Linked DNA regions of Homo sapiens: region 1 is linked to region 2. Evidence: chromatin contacts called from ENCODE Hi-C or POLR2A ChIA-PET data. All regions are on one chromosome and are shown on one strand. The core of a region is the stretch at or near the end of the contact, and the rest is flanking DNA. Distances in the headings are between cores, read along the strand shown. Region 1 holds the start of ST6GALNAC2 (ST6 N-acetylgalactosaminide alpha-2,6-sialyltransferase 2). Region 2 overlaps ST6GALNAC1 (ST6 N-acetylgalactosaminide alpha-2,6-sialyltransferase 1).

The links. Hi-C counts contacts between places; a loop is a spot of excess contacts on that map. ChIA-PET counts read pairs that join two places held with the same protein, here RNA polymerase II (POLR2A). Pooled maps may share reads with other maps.
Region 1: a map of endothelial cell of umbilical vein shows a loop between it and region 2 (2.6-fold over the local background). The contact joins the promoter of ST6GALNAC2 here to the enhancer-like site in region 2. A Hi-C loop is called at or near these places in 14 of 168 maps with a recorded cell type or tissue (CD14-positive monocyte, CD4-positive, alpha-beta T cell, Caco-2 and 9 more), 7 of 37 single-sample maps with no recorded cell type and 12 of 50 pooled maps. POLR2A ChIA-PET finds 5 or more read pairs at or near these places in 16 of 52 experiments (BJ, Caco-2, GM10248 and 13 more).

What each region holds. Positions count from the first base shown.
Region 1 is chr17:76,584,440-76,587,139 of GRCh38, forward strand. It overlaps ST6GALNAC2 (ST6 N-acetylgalactosaminide alpha-2,6-sialyltransferase 2), which reads right to left and starts at 1,421. Exons shown (of 9, transcript NM_006456.3): 1 at 1,245-1,421. The coding sequence starts at 1,369. RefSeq lists silencers at 1,178-1,517, 1,568-1,857 and enhancers at 1,726-2,407, 2,408-2,700.
Region 2 is chr17:76,622,635-76,625,517 of GRCh38, forward strand. It overlaps ST6GALNAC1 (ST6 N-acetylgalactosaminide alpha-2,6-sialyltransferase 1), which reads right to left. Exons shown (of 9, transcript NM_018414.5): 9 at 2,129-2,883. The coding sequence ends at 2,696. Among named protein-coding and RNA genes, the nearest start is that of ST6GALNAC1, 20 kb to the right of the region's middle. Within about 2 kb of position 1,422, at least 2 of the 41 ENCODE cell types and tissues checked have a DNase peak (open chromatin) inside an H3K27ac peak, as active enhancers do; they include endothelial cell of umbilical vein, where a contact is called at or near this core.

The DNA.
Region 1 (2,700 bases), core at 171-2,670, 38 kb before region 2:
GAGATACTTTGTGTTTTAAACATCTTTACATAAAAGTGACAAGGATTCCTTTTCTTTTGAGACAGGGTCTCTCTCTGTCAACCAGGCTGGAATGCAGTAGTGCAATCACAGCTCACAGCCTCGAATTCCTGGCCTCAAGCTATCCTCCCACCTCCGCCTCCCAGAGTGCTGGGACTACAGGCGTTAAGTCACCGTGGCGGGGCAAGCACCCTTTGTTCTAAGAGTGCTGGACTCCTGATCACTGGCAAGCTGTTTCACATTGTTCTGCAACTTTTGGTGTATCCTTTGACAGCATCTGTGGAGACCAGATACTTATTTTGTTTTCATCCCGTTAGCCCCCCAGCAAGGTTGGTAGGGGGTGCGCAGATGGAAAAGCTCCAGGAAGGGAAAGGCTGGGGCTGGAGGCCTCTCCCTGAGGCTGCCGGGCCCTTCCCTCCTCCCAAACCCAGACTTCGCACGGCTTGGTCCGCCTTTCTTAAGCTAAGCGAAATCGTTTTGCGGCTTCTTCAGTCACCGGAACCACCACCTGCTAGAGGCCGGCTCCCAGGTTCTCCTCGTGGGACACCCAGGAAAGTGCCTAGGGAGGAGGAGGGAGTGGAGCGCAGGACGCGGCGCGGGGAGGAGAACGCGGATGGAGCCAGGAGTCACCCCTCTTTCCCTCGGGCGCCCGCCTCTTCGCGGATCGCGCCCGCACTGGGCTTATCCAGACACGGCGAGCGGAAGCCGGGGAGAAGGGAGCGGGCGCGGGGCGGACAGAGACCGCAGCGGGCGGGAAAGGCGACTGGCCGCGGCCCGACGGAGGGTCCCCGCGAAGTTGGAAACCGGAGACTTGGGCCCCTGCCCAAAAAGCAGAATCTGACGTTACCGAGGGAGAGTTCCCGACAAAAAAGGAAGTTTTTATCTGCTTCGGGGACCCAGCCAGATTTCGACAATAGAAAGTGTACTTATCAGGCCGGGGAGGACTTCACCAACAAGGGGCACCGGGGCGGGTCGCCAGTGCACAGGGGCGAGGTCTTCCTTGGACCCAGGCAAAGGCCGCGGGGTCCGGGCAGCGCGAGGTCAAGGCTGGGAGAGGGTTCTGGCGACAAAGGGCCGCGGCCGAGTCCTCGCTGAGAGCTGCCCCAGAGGGGTCCACGCGGAGGTTGGGCTGAGGGCTGCGGGCCGCCGGGGAGCCCTGGGCTGGGGACCCTCCCCGCGCCCTGGTCGCCCCTGCGCCCTCCCGCTCTGCGCTCGGCAGCCCCTACCTGGCTCCGGCCGCTGGCCCCGGGTACCGCTGCACCGCCGAGAAGTACAGGGCAAAGAGGAGCCCCGAGCAGGCAGCCGTGAGCAGGAGCAGCAGCCAGAAGAACGACCCGCGCGGGAGCCCCATACAGCCCCGGCCCGCGAGCGCCCCGTCCGCTGACGTCCCAGGCAGAAGGGAGAGAACCGGGTGGGCCGGGTGGCACTTGCGGAGGCGGCCGTCTTGCCCTGCCCCGCCCTGCCCGCCGGGTGCCTGCGGCGCCTGCCCGCCCGGCAGCTCCCTCTCGGCCCCGGCTGAGTGGCCAGAGGCTGCCGCACCCTCGGGAGCTGGGCGGCGGGTCCCCCGGGGCTGGAGTGTCGTCCCGGCGCCCAGAGCGCGCGCTCCTTTGGCCCTGCCCCCTGCCCGGGGGACTTCGGCAGCGGCCACTCCTGCCACTGCGCTCTCTCCAGAGCCCAGCCCCGGGAGGCCGCCAGTCTCGGGTTGGGCAGGGCGCTTTCCTCGCGCCGTCCGGGGCTAGCTAGGCGCGGGTAGACGCCGCCACCTGCTGCGCTGGCTGCGCTCTGCCCTCTGCGGGCCCGGCACTCGGCCTCTAGACTCTGTGGCGGGTGGGCGGCGGCCGGGAGGAGATGTGCCCGGCTCCCTCCAAAGGACCCTCAGATCTGTCAGTCTGCGGACGCCAGGACAGCTGGGAGGGGGCGGGCAGGGTGGAGGAGCAAAACCCGACAGCTCAGTCTCTGGGCTGGCGGTAGAGGGGGGAAAAGGGGGTGAGGTGGGGAGCTTGCCGTGATGGGTTTCGTGGGGGAGCTAAGGCTGTCAGCGCTTATTTGGTAACCATCCAGGGTGGCCAGTCCCCTCAATCGCATTGAGTTCCTTTCACAGAACGAGGCCAGTCAGAGAGACCACCTGAAATGTTCAGCACAACGGGTTCCCAAACTTATTGGCACCAGGGACTGGTTTCCTGGAAGACAATTTTTCCACGGAGGGGGGTGGGGGTGGGGGGGTTGGGGATGAAACTGTTCCACCTCAGATCATCAGGCATGAGTTAAGATGCTCTCATAAGGAGCCCGCAACCTAGATCCCTGGCATGCGCATTTCACAAAAGGGTTCGCACTCCTTTGAGACTCTAATGCCGAGGCTGATCTGAAGGAGGCGGAGCTCAGGCGGTAATGCTCCTTCCCCCTCCACTCACCTCCTGCTGCGATGCCCTGTTCCTAACAGGTCTCGGACCAGGCTTGGGATTGGGGACCCCTGGTCTAGCAGGCTCCAGCATCAGAAAGGGCTGGGAAGCTCAGCACCCGTGCTCTCTAAGTGGAACACTCCCTGGCAGTGAGTGATGGATGAGATGGGTGTGCTTCAGTGGCCACTGTTCGGCAAGCTGTGACATGCGGCAGGCTGTGACATGCCCCAGACTCCCAACTGTCAGCAGGCTGCAAGGATGAGAGGGACCTAGGCTACCGTGT
Region 2 (2,883 bases), core at 172-2,671:
TTATAGGCGTGAGCCACCGCGCCTGGCCCATTTTATTAATTTTATGTAGTAAAATTTACCAGTCTGGTATTGCCTTTGGATTGTGAGTCCTAGTTAGAAATCTTTTTCTTACGTTCTAGTCAAAGAGCTACTCACCCATGAATTCTTAGAACTCTTGTCATTTCTTTTTTTTTTTTTTTGAGACAGTCTTGCTCTATCGCCCAGGCTGGAGTGCAATGTCGCGATCTCTGCTCACTGCAACCTCTGCCTCCTGGGTTCAAGCGATTCTCCTGCCTCAGCCTCCAGAGTAGCTGGGATTACAGGCATGCGCCACCAGGCCTGGCTAATTTTTTGTATTTTTATTAAAGATAGCATTTCACCATATTGGCCAGGCTGGTCTTGAACTCCCGACCTTGTGATCCGCCTGCCTCGGCCTCTGTCATTTCATTTTTTTACATTTAGATCTCTGAACCATCTGGAATTTAATTGTTGATGGGAGTTACAGACCTAGTTTGATTTCTTTCTAAATGACCACCTGGCTGTCTGAGCACCATTAATCACAATGCTTGGGTCTATTTCTGGACCTTCTGTTCCATTTCACTGGTCTGTCTATTCCTGCTTCAGTACCACACTGTTTTAATTATAGAGACTTTATAGTATGTCTGAATATTTGGTAGAGGTAGACCTCTCTCATAGCTTTTCTTTCGCAGGTATTCCTAGCTCTTCTTACATTTTTATCCTTCCGTATGAATGTGTGTATCAGTTTAGGCTCTAGAAAAAATGTTTTGGCATTTTACTAGAATCGCACTAAGTTTATTAATTAACTTGAGGAGAACTGACATATTTATGATATTGAGTCATCTTTTCCAAGAACAAAAGATGACTTGGCTTATTTGGGTCTACTTCTGTGTCTTTCAGGAGTGTTAATGTTTTCCTCATACAGACTTTGTTGCTCTTGTAAATGGGTTTTCTCTACATTACATCCTCTACTTGATTATCATTTATGTTTATGACAGTTACTGATTTCCGTATGCCAATCTTATATCCTGCTAACTTACTATAATATGTAGCCTATTTATCACAGTTTTCCTCTTCTTTTCCAATCCTTATGCCTCTAATTGACCTATCTTTTCTAATTCTATTGGCTTATACTAGCAGAGTGATCTAACCCATCAGTATATTCTACTTTGGACTCGAGTAACACTCGGTGAGGCTCAGTCGTTAAGTTTAGGTAGCCTGAGTTTAAATTTGAGGAGGCCAATATGGGAGTAAGGGGGCTCTCTGCCCATGGCTACTCATTTTCTCTCCTGCTCTGACCTGATGTGATGTCCACCCTGTCAAAGTCGTTGTGACTAGAGCTTTGTGGGGGAAAAGCATTTATTGCTTTTTATTGCTGAAGTAAGGAGCCTGGGGTGCCGCGGAGGACAGGGCGCCGCGAGCAGGGCGCCGAGCTGCCGCCACCTGCCGCCCGGAGCTGGCACTGCACCCTTTTAGTGCAAAGCAAATCCCTGTCCCATTGGTCCCCTCCTTCCCTAACCATGAAATCTAAAGCGAAGCTCCCCTCTCTCCCTTCCACTCTCCTACCGAGGGTCCTTTATTCTATTTATTTATTTATTTGTTTATTTATTTATTATTTTTATTTTTGTTATTTTTTTGAGACGGAGTCTTGCTCTGTCGCCCAGGCTGGAGTGCAGTGGTGTAATCTTGGCTCACTGCAACTCTGCCCCCCAGGTTCAAGTGATTCTCCTGTCTCAGCCTCCCAAGTAGCTGGGATTACAGGCGCCCGCCACCACGCCCGGCTTACTTTTGTATTTTTAGTAGAGACGGGGTTTCACCATGTTGGCCAGGCTGGTCTAGATCTCCTGTCCTCAAGTGATCTGCCTGCCTTGGCCTCCCAAAGTGCTGGGATTACAGGCCACCGTGCCTGGCCACTTTATTCTGTTTAGAGTTGTTAGGGTTGTTCCAGGCTCCAGAGTCCAAATCCTGCAGATAGAGCTCAAAGGGTAAGGTGAACTGAAATGTCTTTGGCTTAGCTCAATTCTCGTCATGGGGGTTTGAAAAAGAAAGCAGGTTAATGGGGAGAATAGAAGAATGAAAGGGACCATGTGCAAAACTGGTCCCTATCCATGGAGTAACAACTAGTTGCATCTTCACTGTAGAAAATTTATTTGCCTTTCCATGGACAACAATCATTTGTATTATTATCAGTTTTCTACAACACGTAGAGTTGTCAAATAGCTTAAAGACAAGGACAAGTATAGACCCTTCTAGAATCAGATAACTCCTAGAAAGGTCTTCTAGACAATCTGTAGTGAAGTTAAGTAATACCTTCAAGATTTCACAACTGTAAACTCGATCTGGAATTCAAACCAGATCTATATGTTTCTGTAAATCCAGGCTCTTTTTTCTGTATCAAGAAGCTTTTGGACTGGAAGAGTGTTTTTCAGCAGGAATTGTGGTATTGGCCACCCATCACCCCATTTAATTAAAAATCCCTGGCCTCAGGACCTACAGCAATGTACTGAAGAACTTCAGAACCTCAATTAGCCATTTGCCATCTTGAGAGAGTCTTGTCCATGGTTCAAGTGTTCCCTTGGAACTCCTGAAGGGCTTGGAGCTTAGTCTGAGCCATGGGAAATGGCCAAAGAGTCTCAAGATTCCCACTGTATCCTGTGCCTTGGAGCAGGCAAGGAGACCATGGCAGCCCTGGCCCCGGTCAGTTCTTGGCTTTGGCAGTTCCGGGACCAGGACGCTGGTACAGCCGGATTATCCCTTCATCGTGTAGCCGCTTCCAGACTTCTCTCTCCAGCTTGAAGTCATGGTTTATGTAAAAGATCAGCCGCTTCCATGATGTATCATAGTAGTGATCAGAAAAGCGCTCATGGCCCTCAGTGATGAAGCCAT